Linked DNA regions of Homo sapiens: region 1 is linked to region 2. The links are chromatin contacts, found by Hi-C in ENCODE. All regions are on one chromosome and are shown on one strand. The core of a region is the stretch at or near the end of the contact, and the rest is flanking DNA. Distances in the headings are between cores, read along the strand shown. Region 1 overlaps LOC107986384 (a long non-coding RNA gene). Region 2 holds the start of VCAN (versican).

Region 1 (3,519 bases), core at 910-3,409, 1.7 Mb before region 2:
ATACAGACACCGAAACGTGTGCATCAAATTACCGGTAGTGGGTGTTAAATTTTCCCAATCATGGAACTAGGAGAAATACTGGTATTCCCAGGGGAGCTAAAGAGTCATATGAGCACCTATTGCTGACATCTTTCCTTGTGCCCCGGACTCTTCCAGATGGCAGGAAGTTCCTGCTTAGGCCTCTAGCCGGGCCCGTCTCCACGAGCTGACCCTTGCTACTGTGCAGGGGTAAGCTGCCAGGCCAGCAGGGACGAGGACTCACCTACACAGGCATAACCTGCTATCCATTAACAATCTGGAAATGTAACTGACACACAGTGGAGAAAAGAAGAGGTTTCCAGCCTTGTTACTCTATATCTCCTAATTATTAGGTAAAGGGGAACATTATAATTGAGTTATGAAACAACTAAATAAAAATAGAATACCTGACAGAGAGCTGCTTTACATGACGTTTCTACATGAGAATAAACAATGCGTTCTTTGTAGAGCTTAAAAAAAAACAGGTTAGCTTTATTCTAGAAACTACAGTCTCTCGTTGTAACTAGACTAGTGCTTGTATTTGTTGACATCCTGATTTATAAAAACCTGAACAAGTTCAGTTTCAATAATTCTTTTTGTTCAAGGAACACAAGAGAAGGGGGAAAAAGATTGATGTCTGCCCCTAAAAAATGGCATATGCAAAAGATTTAGAATTCTCTTTGTTCAACTCTGGGTCAGATTTCATGAAAAAGCGATTAAAATTCCTTTTGCTCCCATTCTTCATGCATGTATGGAGGTTTGTGTTCCTAATGAGCACCAAGAAGCTTCCTCGCACAGAACTTTGTCTTTGAAAGATAAAATAACCTGTTTCCCTCAACTCTTCTCCATCTTGTTTCTCTGTTATTGACACCCCCTCCTCAACCACAACAAAGAATGTGTGCTAATTGATTCACTGTTGAAAAATTCAATTTAATGCCTAGAATTGGTGGCATGTGCTAAGTAATCAAAGTTGGACCTGAAGCAGGGGAATAAAGGGGACTGGGTTCTGTTACCATTTTTTAACACTGAATCACTATGGGGAGGTAAAAGCAAGAGTAATTGTTTTCAAGAAATGGCAAACAAGTGGTTCACCATACGTTCAGATTAATGAATTTGGTGTCGTAATATGCTTTGAGACTCTTTGTTTAGAAAGAAAGATAACAAATGAAAGTGGTAATATATAAATAAAACTATTTGGAAAGAGTCCCATGTAAGCCATGCTTTTTCATAAAATGTTAGTGTCTTTACATCAAATGATAAAAGTAAAAAAAAAAAACAAAGGAATATTCAAAGTACAGGTTCTAGTAAGGAAAAGCAACCAGATGAGTTAAAGAAAATCTCTCTATTTGTGTTATTTACACAGAAACTCCCCTTCTCCAAGTAGCCCCTTATCCTAAATGCATGTGATTCTTATAATGCAGTACCCCCCTTATCCATGTTTGCCTGTGTAATTCACTTTCCTACTATCATCCATGGCTTGTATCACTAGAGTAACAAACAATTATGATTATTTTTAAATTATTATTATTATTATTATTATTATTTTGAGACAGGATCTCACTCCGGTGCCTAGATTGGAGTGCAGTGGTGCAAACACGGCTCACTGCAGCCTTGACCTTCTGGGCTCAAGTGATCCTCCCACCTCAGCCTCCCGAGTAGCTGGGATTACAGACTTGTGCCACCATGCCTGGCTAATTTTTGTATTTTCTGTAGAGATAGGGTCTCACTATGTTGCCCAGGCTGGTCTCAAACTCCTAGCCTCAAGCATTCCTCCTGCCTTGACCTCCCAAAGTGTTGCGATTACAGGCATGAGCCACCACACCCAGCTGAGATTATTTTTTAAATGCTCTTTCAGCATAGCACATTCACTTTTGCTACAGGTTTCATTTTCAAGCAAATATAGCAAGGCATTAAACCTAATTGCTGATTCAGGCTTAGCATACCAAAGTCTTATAGATAAACAATACTTTACAGATTACTCAGAGTCCCTCTTCTCTAAATCAGTTTCTGAACCAAAGAGGATGAATAGGGCTCAAGAATACCCAGAAAGTTGTGAGACGATTTAATAGATTATCCCAGTACTGGAGCTGAGAGGCCAAGAAACAGCCCCATGTTACTGTTGCCTGGTGACATGTTCTGCCCCATCACATGCCATGGATGATGGAGAAATATGGTAACTAACATTTCCTGCCCTTCCTGCTCTTTTTTCTTGCTCTTCTGTGGAATCAATGACTCATTTATGGCATTACAGACACAACAGATGACGTTTCATGCTTTGTCAACAGAGGCATGCCCTTCATTTTTGCCAATGGGAATGTCAAGTAACAGCTAATATCTTTGAACCCAAAGTTGCCAGGAAATGTGAGGGTAAAATTTGCCCCTATTGTACTGTTTCCAAGTCAATCAGACACCACCTGGAGCTCAAATGTGACCATGGCCTACTGTATCCTGATTATCCAGTCTATTACATATCAGAGTTCTTTTTATTTCCCTCTGTCAATCCCATCTTTCTCTTGGCCACTGCACTGCTCCTCCACCTCAGTGAAGATCTAGAAGGAGAAAAAAAGTGAAATTAGTTTATTAATTGTGCTTTATGTTGGGGAAAATTATTTGGATCGAAGCATTTTGCAAAAAAAAGTAGGGTTTGAACGTTATCTGTGGGTTTGCATCTTTATTCCTATTAGAAAACCAAGTTAATTAAGAAATAGGCCCAGCTCGGTGGTTCACGCCTGTAATCCCAGGACTTTGGGAGGCTGAGGCAGAAGGATGACTTGAGGCCAGGAGTTCGAGACCAGCCTGGCCAACATGGCGAAATTCTGTCTCTACTAAAAATACAAAAAGTTAGCCAGCTGTGGTAGTGCGTGCCTGTAATCCCAGCTACTTGGGAGGCTGAAACAGGAGAATCTCTTGAACCTGGAAGGTGGAGGTTGCAGTGAGCCGAGATCACACCACTGCACTGCACTCCAACCTGGGGGACAGAGTGAGACCCTGTACCGAATAATAATAATAATAATGGTACTTTTAGATGTACTCACTCACAAAAGCCTTACTGTTTTCAAAGTCCTTTCAAATAATTATTTATTTTGATCTTCCTAAAATTCCTGTGACATATGTTGAGGTGATATTATTTATTTTTTATTTTAATATCATCATGAATTGTCTCATTTAATAGATGAAAAAACTGAGGACAAAAATGGATGAAGCTTGCTTGGGAATACCTAGCTAACAGTTGTGAAGTTGAGACTAGATACCAGCTCTTCTGACCCATGGTCCTAGATGCTTTCTGCTTGATTGTCTGCCTCTGCTCTCTGGACAGTCGCACAGTTCTTAGCTGGAAGGGTCTTATATACAATTTTCCCCTTCACGACCTTCTAGGTTCCAAAAATGTGGTTGTAGATATTGGAATGCATTGTCCCACTAGAACAATCATGCCTATTATATTCTATAGACCCCTGTGTCCATTCTCAAAAACCTATGATTGATCCACAAGAGTTAAGTAAG
Region 2 (3,281 bases), core at 3-2,502:
AGGATACTTTCATATTTGTGTAGAAGGAAAAGTTTGCCATCCATTCTAGTATCCCTAGTGTTATACTGATGTGCACCTTGGATTTATTTTGTTCCTATTGTATAAACTCATACTTGACTTCAAAGAAAAGGAAAATCCAAAGTCCCTCTTTTCTAAGGGGACAGAAATCCTTTGTGTCAACTGTTTGACCCTTTTCTCTGTAAGGTCCTATTGGAAATCTTTTGTAACACAATGCAGGGGACTCTTCCATGTGTTGATGCTGTTTACACAGTGGGGTGGGCCTGACTGAAGAAAAAAAATCGCATATACGCATGAAAGATTATGGTCTTATTTCCGGAAAGCATGAAAGGTGATTGATACTTCCAAGAAGTCCCTGTTACTCAGGAAAATTATCAAATATTCTACTCAGAGATACTTGGAAAGACTGAAGGAAAGGAAGAACGAAGAAAGCAGAATCTAGACTTATGTGGGGAGAGATTTGTGGCAGAGGAAAAGTATTCTCTTTGAATCCGACAAGGGATTTGCCTGGGGGAATTTCCTGTCCAGCCTTTTATTACCAGGGTCTTTTGAAGCCGGGCTCCCCATTGGGCAGTTCCCTGGGAGTGCAGTGGGGAATTCTTACACTTTCCCTCTAGGTCCCCGAAGGATCTCGTTTTCTCAGTGTCTCTTTCAGGTTGGCAGGAGCCTTGAGCCTGACACTTCCCTTTGATGGGACAGGCAAGCTCTGTGGGCGCGTAAACACGCTGTAACCAAGTTCTTTGCTGATTTTACAGTTTTGTGTGCTCCCGAGAAGAAGTGATCGTACTCAATTGTCTATTGCTGGCCTGCCCCCTAAGAGCCTGGGGGCTCCTTTCCCCTAACCCAGAACTAGCTGCACGGGGGGCGGGGAAATGGGGGTGGGGAAGGAGTGGGAGGGCAGTGGTTTCCGCGAGCAGAGCGATGTTACTGAGTGAGTCCCTGAATGGGGAGCGCTGCTGTCCCCAAGCCGATTGGTACTTCTTGTCAGGAAGAAACGCCAAGAGGTGGGAGTGCCTGGGGAGGGAGGCAGGCGGTCCCTACCGCAGGCGCGGGGAGCTGCCTTTCCGCCCCTCCGCCTGCTTTCCAAGCCTGGACTCTTAGGAGTGGCTGAAGCTGCGGAGCGCTTTTGGAGCCTGTGAATGAACCCTCCTCCTCTCCCTCCTCCTTCTTCTCGCTGAGTCTCCTCCTCGGCTCTGACGGTACAGTGATATAATGATGATGGGTGTCACAACCCGCATTTGAACTTGCAGGCGAGCTGCCCCGAGCCTTTCTGGGGAAGAACTCCAGGCGTGCGGACGCAACAGCCGAGAACATTAGGTGTTGTGGACAGGAGCTGGGACCAAGATCTTCGGCCAGCCCCGCATCCTCCCGCATCTTCCAGCACCGTCCCGCACCCTCCGCATCCTTCCCCGGGCCACCACGCTTCCTATGTGACCCGCCTGGGCAACGCCGAACCCAGTCGCGCAGCGCTGCAGTGAATTTTCCCCCCAAACTGCAATAAGCCGCCTTCCAAGGTAATCACGTTTCTTTTGTTCCCCCCTTAAAAAACAAAAACAAAAAACTTATAGAAAAAAACCCGCGAGCTTAGAAAAAAGAAGCAATTGGTAGAAGGCTTTAATTAAGGCAAAGAGCTGTAAGGCGAAGTTAAGAAAATGTAGGCACTTAAAAAATGCAGGTAACTTTCATAAGGGCTTTTGGGGAGAGGCATACAGAGGGACCTTGGTGTTGAAAAAGATTCAGACAAAAGAAACCCAGGGTGGGGTGGGGGGTAAAATGACTAACGGAATTGGGGGAAGGGAGGGAATAAATTGTAAAGAAATCATAGAAAAGTGGTGGGTTCTTGAGCTGGAGAGAAGAGAGGGACCTTTGGCACTTTGATTTTTTTGTTGTTGTTGTTCTTAACACGCTCGAGGCAAAAGTTTGAATGGGGACTACCAAGACTTGCCACAGACAAGTCCCCGAAGCCGCCTTGGTGCAGGCCACCTGGTTTCCCAGCCCCTGGTGTGTGGTCAGTGCCTGGTGTTCCTGGAAAGCCACTCCCGGGCAGCTCCTGACAGTGCGACCCGGCGCCCAAGCAGCCTGGGACCTTGCGCGGACCTGACCCCTTCAGACCGCAGGCAGTCTGGGAGGAGGTCCGGCCGGGGGAGGTGCAGGATCCCCGCCGTGTCTCTTTGACGACTTGGGGACTGTCACGGTTCTCTCCCGGCGCCCCTGGGTTCTTTTGTCCTGCACGCGGTGCGAAGGGGCCAGCAGGGAAGGAGCAGAGGATGGGGGGTGGGGTTGTTGGAGCCCCGCGGAGGTCTGGGAGGCCCCTGGGCGGGAAAAGCCTGTTCTGAATCGGCAGGGATGTGCAACAATTTTTCTCACCCTGAAGAGTGAAATAGGGTCTGTCGCTCCCATCTCAACAAGCAAACCGGCACCCAGAGCGCACTGCAGACAAAGGTGGCTCGGGGACCCGAATCAGGGGCCTCTGGGTCAGTCCTCTCGCCCAGACTACAGGAGTCCTCCGTTTCCTTACATATTCCCCACCCTCTCCTAGTTCTCCGCTCTAGTTGAGCAACTTTACTGGCAGGTCTAGCGGCAGCGGCGCGCGCGTGTGCCGGGAGCCCCGGGGGACGTCCTCGGCTGGAGCGCCCCACCGTCCTGCAGAGGCGTGGGCGCTGTAGGGCGACATCCCTGGTGCGTGCAGACCTAGGGCATCCGGGTTGTTCTGGCCCGCGGTCTGTGTCACTGGGCGTGGAGCGGTCTGGGTGTTAGGCAGAGGAGAGCGGGGTAGAAAAATAGTGTCATAGCCTAAACTATTTGCTCTCCAATCCAACTGCGTCTCGGCAAGTCCTGCATGTCCCTGGGAGATGCTGCGGGAAGGGGGAGAAATCTACACGGCGCCTGGAGAGTTGTCCTGCCGCGCGCACACCCGCGGCAGAGTCTCTCTGGGTCGCGTTCCTCATCTTTGTGTCTCCCTCTGTCTCCATCTTCTCTGCCTCCCTTCCCCTCTCCCAGCCTCTGTTCTCTCTCTCTAGCTTCTGCGTCCCCTCCCCCACAGCTGACAAATGAATGGCTAGTGTGAAATCCCTGCCTTTCCCGTGCTCCAAGGCAGCAGGGAGGGAGGAGCGAGGGAGGCGGTGCGCTCCTTCGGATCTGCCCCCAGTTCAGCTCACAAGACTTGCAGAACCTAGATGTCTAGGAATTGGGAGTTTTGCGGCGGGTGTGGGCGCCCCCTGATGGAGAAGTCCCGCACAGGCGGAGAAAAACAAGCCCCCCAG

What was found. Hi-C counts contacts between places; a loop is a spot of excess contacts on that map. Pooled maps may share reads with other maps.
Region 1: a loop to region 2 is called in a pooled map, with 5 times the contacts of the local background. The contact joins the enhancer-like site here to the promoter of VCAN in region 2. A Hi-C loop is called at or near these places in 4 of 50 pooled maps.

The regions. Positions count from the first base shown.
Region 1 is chr5:81,767,097-81,770,615 of GRCh38, forward strand. It overlaps LOC107986384 (a long non-coding RNA gene), which reads right to left. Exons shown (of 3, transcript XR_001742518.1): 3 at 2,066-2,567. Among named protein-coding and RNA genes, the nearest start is that of SSBP2, 18 kb to the left of the region's middle. Within about 2 kb of position 2,160, at least 4 of the 41 ENCODE cell types and tissues checked have a DNase peak (open chromatin) inside an H3K27ac peak, as active enhancers do.
Region 2 is chr5:83,470,492-83,473,772 of GRCh38, forward strand. VCAN (versican) reads left to right here and starts at 1,253. Exons shown (of 15, transcript NM_004385.5): 1 at 1,253-1,532. RefSeq lists an enhancer at 1,682-2,554.